Linked DNA regions of Mus musculus: region 1 is linked to region 2. A link is a contact called in ENCODE Hi-C or POLR2A ChIA-PET data. All regions are on one chromosome and are shown on one strand. Each heading gives the region's core, a stretch centred on a gene start or an enhancer-like site at or near the end of the contact. The rest is flanking DNA. Distances are from core to core; before and after follow the strand shown.

Region 1 (5,414 bases), core at 857-3,356, 40 kb before region 2:
GGAAGGTGGATGGGTCCATAGACTATCTGCGGGATGGGGAAGGGCAGAGACCTTCCTCCTGCTTGGACTCTGTGGTCTGTGGCCCTGTCCTTCCTGCCTCTCAATAGGTGTTGGCTGAACTCTGACAGGTTGGGGACAACTGACAGACATGCTTCACAAAGAAAGAAGGCAGTGAGGCTGTCACATGGCAAAGGCAGAGACCCTCTGTCCCTAACACGTTTATGAAAAGACAATTGAGGGCATCAGAGAATGTTATTTTCACCTGGTATGGACATGGTGTCCTCAGCCACCACCCCTGAGTCTCTGTGTGTGTCTCCTTTCTGCTCTTCCCCCACCCAGACAACAGCACAAGCTGACTTGGAGCCCTAGCAGTGTGTCAGATCCTGGGGAAGCCTGTGTTCGGGGTGTTGTAGAATAGACCCTGCCTTCTCTCTGGAAACATCAGAAGGTTTGACACCCGGGACTCAGTCTAGGCTGGAGTATATCACTCAGACCCACGGACTACATCCCTTGGAAGCTGGAGACCCCTTCCTATGGAAAATGTGTGTCATGGAGGCTTCAGACTGCTCCATCCAGAAAGCCAGTAAACAAGCTGGCAATATCCCTTGGTTGGAAAACCAGCAGGCTAATGACAATCACAGACTCCATGGAATAACCAGGCTAGGAGCCACAGACAGAGTAGTCTCAGCTCTTCCAGGGCCTCATGTTCTCTGCACTTTCCCTCAGAGCCCATCCTGTGAGGACCTGCCAGAGCGGATTCCACCATGCCAGCATGCTGCCTGCGAGCGAAAGCATAACGTGCACACATGGTCATGATGGAGTATGCAGACTGATGGTCGGCTGTGCACCCACGTACAGTGTCCTCCAGCTAGTCGAATAGCTCACCTGCACAGAGACCCTTCACCTCAAAGCCAGGACAGGCCTGCTCTGCTTACCCACCAGCAGTGTGAGAGGTTGGGGCCACAGGCAAAGAAGGACTGGAAGGCCACTTGTTGCTGTGACTTCATTTGGTAAGAGCGGGTTTGGGGACAGAAGAGTTTACATTTCCTTCCTTGCACTGGGACAGAGGAGAGAACTGGAAGACACCTGTAGAGCAGGCCTGTCATGGGGGAGATGGGAAGACATCACTGGGCTTATGCCCCAGGCTTCATCTGGAATCAGAGAAGCTGGTCCCTTCCTGGGAAGAAAAGGATGGCAGGTTCCATGGCCATAATTAAACCTTGCACCCCCCAAGATTTCAGCAGGAGCTCAGTACCAACAGAGACTCCCCAAGTAAGGGCCTAGCCCACCTCTGCCTGTAGATAGAGAAACTGAGGAATGCACACAGGCTCCATTTCTGTGCAGGCAGAGCTCAGACTAATGTGAGCCAAGCACCAGGATGGCTACAGTCTGCAGCATTGAGAATAAACTCAGAGAGGAAGAGGGGTGGCCTTTGAAGGGCATCTGAAGACATCTCTGAAGAGATGGATTGGGGTGCTGTAAGGCTGCAGGAAGCAGTGGCAACAGGGTTTCCCTCTGTCTCCTCTCATGGCCAATTTCTGTCCCACCCTCTGGATGCTCATTCCCCTGCCTTGGGAGATCAGGAGGGAACTGGACATGGCTTTCCCGTACCCCCCTCCCTGCCCCCGGGCAACCAGATCTCTCTCCCTACTCTGAGGGCAGTTACAGAGTAGCCACTGCTTTCAGACAGGCCCTTGGTATAGCTGGCTGCAATGGCGACCCAGGGTAGGTTTTAGGAGGACTCCCAGAGCCCCTCTGATCAGTTGGCTCACTGTGGCTCCTCTTGGTCCTAGCACTGTCTGCTTTGTATGTCTGGCCCTCACACCAGAGCCCTGAGCCCAGATCCAGGCATTGCAATTGCTTGTGCAATGCCTAAGCCTGGGAAACTGGGGCCCAGGCAGGGAGGGGTAGAAGCTTCCCCAGAGAATGTTTTCAGGCTGAGTCAGAGCAGGTGGGGGGCTGGCATTGCACATGTGGCCACAGCAGCAGCAGGGGAGGAGGCTCAGGTCCCTCCCCACCAGAGGGGGCCCAGGGAGGGCAGGCAGGGCCTGATTGAATCAGAGGACATAGAAGATGAAGAAAGTTCCATCTTGTTCTAAGAGCCCGGCTCCGCTGGAGCAACGGGGAGACTGTTGAGCAGCAGCGGCTTCCTGCCAGCGAGGCATCTTGCTGGATCTGCCCTGAGGAGCAGATAAAAATAGCCCATTTCAGACTGTGAGTCGTTCACAGGAGAGGGCAGCCTGCGATCAAGGGGTCATGGCACAGCGTTGCCTTGTTGTTCGCTAAACCAGTGACTGCCCATGGCTATTCTACCATAGGTCTGCTCTGCTGGGGGGGAGGGGTGGCTGATGATGGATGATCCGGGACTCCAGAACTCACAAATGCCTCTTCTAGTTTGATACCCTAGTGACTATACTGATATTCTGGCAAAAATGACCAGTTCATACCAGAAGACACCAGGTTAGACACTGTTACTATCCAGAGTCCTTTATTCCTTGTCCCAAAAAATTCCAAAAAGGAGTCTGTTTGTGCTAGGCCTGAGGTTCCTCTGCATAGTGTTGGCGGGTCCTAGGCTGAGTGCTCACAAGGATGTGATGAGGGGCTGCACAGAACCACACACTCCAGAAAGGGTTGGGACTTTTAGGAAGCAGCAGGGGGTGGGGAGCAGCAAGGTGGGGGTGGGGGGCGGCTTCACTGTGGTTTCTGCAGGAAGGGCCAAGGGAGGCTTCCCTGTGGCTGATAACTAGAGGATGCTGAGCTGTAGGAGGGGTGTCCCAGAAAGTATCACCTGGAGAGTGGTTGTGGTTGTTCTCTGGGGAAGGTAGGTGGGGCTATAGAGCCTTGGTGATTGGCATGTGTCTTAGAAGGTGTGTTCACAGGCAAGCCGCCCCTGGCTGTCTTCAGGAATTAGCCTCTTGGGATATCAGAATCCTTGAAACATCTAAGCATCAGAAAACAGAATGTGGCAAATGTGACTGGTAGGAGGGTGAGCTTTGCCCTGCACATCTCTGGTCCCCTCAGAATTGTCACATAGCTGGCTCTTTGGGTCCCTATTAGGTTCTGAGACCTCCTCCCCTTCCGAAGACCTTCTTGAGAAGGTTCAGCAATGCCTCTCCTCTGGGTTGTTCTCTGCTGTCACCGACACCCTCCCTGGTAATCTCTTGGTGACACAGGCAATGGATTCCCATCCCCTTCATATACATTCCTCAGCACAGCTCCCAGGGTTCACCTGACAGCTCTCCCTGGCCCTAGACGCCTATTACCTGTGTCTTTCTTGTGTGGAAGGACCCCTTACCCACTCTCCACCCAAGCTCTCAAGGAGCCAAGTTGCAACATCACAGAGTTTGTGTACTCTCAGCTTAGAGTCAGGGGTGGCAGACCTCCTCTCCCCACCCCACAGGGAGGGAGTTCAGCAGCTCACATCGCCTCTGACTTCTGGTTTGTCAGTTGTTTTTAATTTGAGCCATGTTGGCTCATTGTGTCCTTGTGGCTTATTTCATTTGGTTTAAAATGTTTATTGAGGTGAAGTTCGATCTCATAAATGACCTGTTTTAAGCGATCTATCCCACGGCAGTTACTACATTCCCAGTCTGTACAGCCACCGCTTGCTAGGTTGCTTTTCTGTTTCTCTGAGGAAATGCCTCCACAAAGCAGATCCTGGAGGCAGGCCTTTCAGAGGGATGGAGCCCATCCTGGCAGGCGTCAGGTGCAGGAAGCCGGCCCTGCCGCTCTCATTTCATCCACATACAGGAAGCAGTGAGAGAAAAGCTTCCTTTTCTCCCTGAGTTCAGGGTCCCATCTGTAGAAGAGCGGGGCCACTTTTAAAGCATGTCTTCACACTCGACTTAGTCTAGAAAATACCTCCCTGACGACACAGGCTTGGAGCCTTGTGATGCTGGATCCTGTCAGGTTGGCATTCAGTATTAAACATCACATCCAAAAGTTGTTTCCTGAGGCTCCTACTCCAATGCCACGCTCCAGTTACAGTGTGAGTGAATTGTGGATTTGTCAGAAGTCTGATTGCAGTGCTCTGGGTTCAAGTCCTCTCGGGTCCATCTGTCGTTGATGTCCACTTCCCCTCGAGAGTCTCTGGTTTGATCATGGCGAGACTTCTGATGAACTGTATTCTCCAGTGACAATGAAGTGTGGTTTATCAGTCTTTTGCTCTCTGACAGCCTGATCTGTGTCCTGGTGAGGACATATGTCCCTCCAACCTCATCAACACTGTCACACTGCCCAGGGGAAGCTGCACATCTTTGTCCTGCTCCGAGCCATTCTTGAGAAAGATGCTAGTGTCGAGATGTCTGTCTTACCATCTCTTCTCATGTGAACACTGAACACCGTTTACATATTAAAGTCCCCAGAATCAGGCCTGGGACCACGCATGCATGTGGCTCTTGTGCTCTGTCCTCTTGGCCTATTGGTCGGCTCTGGGGAAACATTTCACTCTCTTGCTGGTCCCCAATGTTTTAGTACATGGCAGAGCAAGTTTCGCAATTTGTTCCTTCTTTAATATTCTCTAGATTCTTCTTGTCCCTCTGCACATCCATATAAACTGGAGACTCGGCTTATCCATTCTGCTGGGGTCAGGCTTCAGTTCTCTGAGAAGATAAAAACAGGCAACGAGTCACGGCTTTCTATAACTGAGTCTTCATTCATGATGTATCTGTGTGTCCTTCCATCAATGCAGCTTTCCCTCCCATCCTTCCTCCCGTCCTTCCTCCACCTTCCTCCCTTCTTTCCTCTCATCCTTTCTCCCTTCCTCTTTCCTTCTTCTCTCTCTTTCTTTTTTATAGACTTCTTTATTTTGATTTATGTGTATGTATGTTTTGCCTGGATGTGTGTACATATACCACTGTGTGCAGGGTCCATGGAGGCAAGAAGGCAGCATCGGACCCTCCTGGAACTGGAGTCACAGACAGTTGTGAGCTGCCATACGGGTGCTGGGGATAAACAGGGGTGCTCTGGAAGAACAGCAAGTAATCATTGAACCATCTCTCCAGCCCCATGCAGTGAATTGTTTTATCTTGACATTATAGTTATACCCTAGATTATGCCCTAGACAGAATCAATTTTTTTAAATTGTTTATTGTATTGCATGTGCATTTGCCTGCATGTATGTATATACACCACAAGTGTGCAGTATCTGAGTTCAGAAATGGACATTGGATCCCCTCGAACTGCAGTTTTAGATGGTTGTGAGTCCCCATGTGGGATCTGGAAACAGAACCCAGGTCCTCTGCAGGAGCAACAAGCGCTCATCATCTCTCCAGCCTCTCAGATGTGTAGCTCAGGCCAGCCTTGAACCTTTGAACTTCCTGTCTCCACCTCTTTAGCACATCTTACTGATGCACACCTTCACAACTGGCAGATTCACTTCTAATTCTGGCACTCTCACAAGGCTGTCTTTAGAC
Region 2 (4,994 bases), core at 1,176-3,675:
TAGCTACACAATGTAAGATGAACCAATACCTTTTGACAAGATATATTCCTGTTGCTGTAATAGAATACCTGACACAAAGAGCTTAAGGCTAATAATTCAAGACTACAGCTCATCCTGTTGGGCAAGGCCTGGCAGCAGGGTCTTGAGGACTGTATCCACAGTCAGGAAGCAGAGAGGGAGGAGTTGGTGCTCAGCTCATCTTCTCCTGTGTATTCATTCAGGATCCCAGAGCAACAGACAAGCCGCTCACAGTTGGGAATTCTTCTCTCCTCAATCAACTTAATGTGGATGCTCTCCCCCCCCCCCAAACATGCCCTCCTTGACAACTAATGTCAACCCCCACTGAAAGGGAAACTTCTGATTTCTTTGGAAAGTCATTTGTGTTGGATGGTGTTTGGCTGGGGCAAACACATGAAGGAATGTTTCACTGAAGCAGACACACATGAAAGGACGCATGATGAAGTACTCTTCACTAATGAAACACAGGTATTGGTTCATCTTACATTGCGTAGCTAAGCTCCGTTTGTCATGACTCCATAGAGAGAAACATGCCAAAAATTTCTGGTGGCTTCTTGCTGCTTCTGTGGACCCTGGTCTATTGGCAGAGTGATGTCAGCTGATATAGACTCACATGGACTTTTGCTAATACAGACTCAAATACTGAGGCAAGGTATATGACGAGGCGAGATCCGTGAAGGACACGTGATGTTTGGAAGGAGTCTAAATAGGACTCAATGGACAGTGAGGGAGGCTTGCTTGCAAAGCAGCTTTGTCATGTTTCTTGGTATCAAGTCTTCACCGATCTCCACTTCTTTGGAGAGAGGCACGGCAAATAACTGCTCCTGGTGTCCCTGCTAGTCCTGGTCCCTCCTGCTGACTCGTACCGTACCGACTCTGCTGAGGACTGGCTATCTCTGCTAAGCAGTTCCACCATTGCTGATTCATGTTTGCTATCCCAACACTACTGAACTGGATAGCTGGTGTATTTGTGAAGTATTTGTGAGTGGAGCGAGCTGCCTCTACTGAATATGGTGAACTGAACTGCTGCTTATATCCTGACAACACAGATGGGATTTGCTTGGAAGAGCAATTTCTTAACAGGTCCACTTCCCTAGAATCCTAAGAACCTTTCTTTTCCACCACTTCTGATGGATGGTGGGCTAGAAGGGAGATTAAAGCATTTAAGAACCCTATTAAAAGTTAAGGCCTGAGCCGGGCAGTGGTGGCACACATCTTTAATCCCAGCACTTGGGAGGCAGAGGCAGGCGGATTTTTGAGTTCGAGGCCAGCCTGATCTACAAGTGAGTTCCAGGACAGTCAAGGCTACACAGAGAAACCCTGTCTTGAAAAAAAAAGCGGGGTTTATACCCCACACACTATATGGCTGTAGTATGAATGTTCGTGGGGCTGGCACATAGTGAGGCTCCATCCACATTGTCAGCAAGAGGCTGCTGAGATTTCCTCTGCCTTTAGATGCCACAGTGGGCTCAAGCAAACCTCAGAGGCCAGGGATTGAATTTAGGGTCTCATGTGCGCTAAGCAAGCCCCTTCCGCTGTGATATACCACCAGCCTTCCTCTTGCTTTTTATTTGGAGACAGAGTCTCGCTAAATTCCCAACTGGAGCCTCGAACTTGGAATTCTTCTGCCTCCATTTCCCCAGTGCTGGGATGACAAGTCTGTAATCCCAGGCCTGGTTTCTCTCCTCTCTTTATTCCCTACTCAAGTTTTTAGTTTCTCTGACCCCAGGGGTGGTTATTTTGTTGTCTTCATCTTTAAAAAAAGAAACAAAAACAACATTTTATTACTGTGGTAAAAAAATACACATAGCAAAACTTGCCCTCCTTCTTCAGAGTGTATGACTCTGGGGTGCTTAACACACTGAGTGTGTGCGTGACTGAGTGTGTGCGTGACTGAGTGTGTGCGTGACTGAGTGTGTGCCTGACTGAGTGTGTGCCTGACTGAGTGTGTGCCTGACTGAGTGTGTGCCTGACTGAGTGTGTGCCTGACTGAGTGTGCGCACCACCTACCCCACTTCCACAGTCGGCTGAACTTACTTCCTGTGAGCTACCTCTGGTCCCCAGGGGGTGACACAGATGGATACCTGAGTTATCTAAATTCAGACGATTGAATCTGAGCTGTTTCAGACATTCAGCACTCCCGCACACACCAGGAGCCCCGAGGCCCCTTGGCAGGCTCAGCACAGCCTTCTCACTTAATCTTGGCTGTCAAGCATCTCTTTCCATAGATGCTTCGAACCTTCTAGGCTCCTATTCTCAGGGTCCCCTGTGTCAGCCACAAGTGTGGATCCTTGTTTCCCTGGGTTACCCATAAAAAATGTTGTTCCCCTGGCTATATGGACTAGCTCTATGTAACATGAATAATGAGTTTCAGAAGAGCCATCCAGGGCTGTGTGCCAGCATCTTGGAAGGGCTCCCAGGATCACAGTGACCCACAGGATGTTATAGACGGGAAGTGACCAGAAAGGAGCCTTCTGGAGCTCTCTTGAGGGCAGGCAGCAGCTCTGCCCTTTGCCCTCTGCTCCCAGGCAGCCTCTGGTCTCCTCTACTCTTACCTCCCTGGTGCTGTCTCTGCCAGAGGCTGAGTGGGAACATCTGAACAGCTCTGGCTGCCTCTTCAGGCTGAGATTCAAACACGACAATTTCATCCTTGACCCACATCCAGGTTGCCGTTTGTCTGTGTGTCTTGGGCTGCTGTTCCCGGCAGCTCTGTGGCAAGAGGCCTGGATAAAAGGCAGATTATCCCGGCCTGTTCCAACAGCCCACAGGAACTCAAGGTAGCTCTTGAGGAGGAGAGAGGGAAGGAGCAGGAGGAAAACAGACCAGACCCCACCCCTCACCACCCCTGCACCCCACCACCACTGGATCCACTATTGATGCTATATTTTAGTTGTGAACAGTTATCACACCAGGCTAAGAGGAGGCACCACCTACTGCCACCTTTGCCTGAGCAGGCCACTTAGAGTTTGGGGCCTGCACGAAGACCAGTGCTGAGGTACAGGGCAATGGAACAGGGCTGAGCTGCAGCAATCCCCAGCATCTCAGCACAACTGTGGCAAGGTGACTCCAGGTTTCAATCCACTGTGGGCCCCAGACTCAATGTCAGGACTACTCTGGCTTCTCTCTGGGGTCATATGAGGAAGACACACCTGTCTGACATTTTAGGGTCTTCCCAACAGCCCATGAAAACCTTTTCTGTCAGCTGCTGGCTTGGTGGCTCTATGACAGACATCCATACCCAGGCCTGACTCCTCAGCCCACACCACCTAGCTGCCCTCCTTGGAAGCAGGCTGGACTTGAACCCGGGACAGTCTTGGAGCTGACAAGCAGGGGATGGAGGAACAAGGAAAAGACGTTAGGACACCATCTGCCCTTGACACTTGGTGATCCTCGGGAAAGCCACAGCTCTGGGGAAAGAGAGAGAGCGAGCAGCAGCTACAGAAAGCAACACAGAGTTCAGTCAGCAAACACAAAACACGTCCTGTCCCACCAGAAACCATGTTCAAGCAACTGGGGACTTTCAAATGAAGGCTGTGTGTCTCCGGTGTGAAGATATGGGAGGGGGCTGAGGGTGCAATTATAAAGGGAATGGAACTGTCTTAGGGGAGGAGGGAGAAACAGAATGGGGAAAGAAAAAAGGAAGAGGATTGGGGAGGAAGGAGGAGCACACAGAATGCCAAAGGGAGGACTAGTGAGGGGGGGGGGCACACAGACATCATGAGCCTCCAGGCAGAGGTTCAGTATGACTGGGCAGCTAAAGTTGTCAAGAGTGCAGTCCTATGCACTCTGTATAGACAGGTAGGAAGGCCTACAGTCCTATGCACTCTGTATAGACAGGTAGGAAGGCCTACAGTCCTATGCACTCTGTATAGACAGGTAGGAAGGCCTGTAGGAAGGAGCTGGCATCATCAGATTAGTTCCAGAGATGTATTGAATATGCTTGGCCTAGGGAGCGGCACTATTAGGAGGTGTGAACTTGTTGGCGTAGGTGAGGCCTTGTGGGAGGAAGTGTGTCATCGTGGACGTGGGCTTTAAGATCCTCATCCTAGCTCCCTGGAAGTCAGTCTTCTCCTGTTTGCCTTCAGAACAAGATGTAGAACTCTTAGCTCTTCCTACACCATGCCTGCCTAGACACTGCCATGCTAATTGATGATAATAGACTGAACCTCTGAACCTGTAAACCAGCCCCAATGAAATGTTGTCCTTATAAGAGTTGCCTTGGTCATGGTTTCTATTCACAGCAGTAAAACCCTAACTAAGACAGTCCCTCCGGGTTCGAATCTGAAGGGGAGGAGGCCACCTCCAGATGCTGAGCACGGCTATGTGTGAAATGTCCATTGCAAGGAGCTAAGCTTCCTCTGCCCAGATGCCACCTTCCTGAGCAGCTAGCCACTGCGTGAAGGGAGTCCTAAGAAACTCTTGTGTCCTCTGTTGAATCTTGGCCACTGCCACATGAGAGAGCCAGGCACTAGGATTTGGATTTGGGTTGGGGATGTCTGGTATTTGAAAGCTTTCTTCATAAAAAGATGGACTCAGAGCTGGTGGTTCAGGACTGCCACCTCAGCTACTTAGGTAGCTGAGACAGAAGAATCGCAAGTTCGAGTGCATCCTGGGCTACAGAGTCAGGTTGGCCTGGACAAGATTTATCTCATTATTTTTAAGAAATGGAAAAGACAGGGCTGGAGGATCACAGTTCAGTGGTAAAGTGTATCTTTAACATGGGCAAGAACTCAGGTTCAGTCCTAGTACCTCAAATAAATACAAATTAAAAATAAATAAGTAAAAATAAGAAGGAATGAAGAGACAGCTTAGGAAGGGAGGAAAACGAGAAAGGAGACACAGTGTGGAGGGAGAAAATAGACTCCGGACCTGGCTGCCTGAGCCCCAGGGATCTGCAGCTTCAGTGGGGCCTGGCCAAGTGTTCAGCTCCCAGAAGCCCAGACCCAGAACTTGGGAGCCCTCCACAGGCAGGGCCA

What was found. Hi-C counts contacts between places; a loop is a spot of excess contacts on that map. ChIA-PET counts read pairs that join two places held with the same protein, here RNA polymerase II (POLR2A).
Region 1: a map of gastrocnemius shows a loop between it and region 2 (2.0-fold over the local background). The contact joins two enhancer-like sites. A Hi-C loop is called at or near these places in 3 of 37 maps with a recorded cell type or tissue (Patski, gastrocnemius and left cerebral cortex). POLR2A ChIA-PET finds 5 or more read pairs at or near these places in 1 of 5 experiments (Patski).

The regions. Positions count from the first base shown.
Region 1 is chr2:27,855,260-27,860,673 of GRCm38, reverse strand. No RefSeq gene overlaps it. Among named protein-coding and RNA genes, the nearest start is that of Gm39777, 20 kb to the right of the region's middle. Within about 2 kb of position 2,106, at least 2 of the 3 ENCODE cell types and tissues checked have a DNase peak (open chromatin) inside an H3K27ac peak, as active enhancers do; they include gastrocnemius, where a contact is called at or near this core.
Region 2 is chr2:27,816,385-27,821,378 of GRCm38, reverse strand. No RefSeq gene overlaps it. Among named protein-coding and RNA genes, the nearest start is that of Gm39777, 20 kb to the left of the region's middle. Within about 2 kb of position 2,425, at least 1 of the 3 ENCODE cell types and tissues checked has a DNase peak (open chromatin) inside an H3K27ac peak, as active enhancers do; it is gastrocnemius, where a contact is called at or near this core.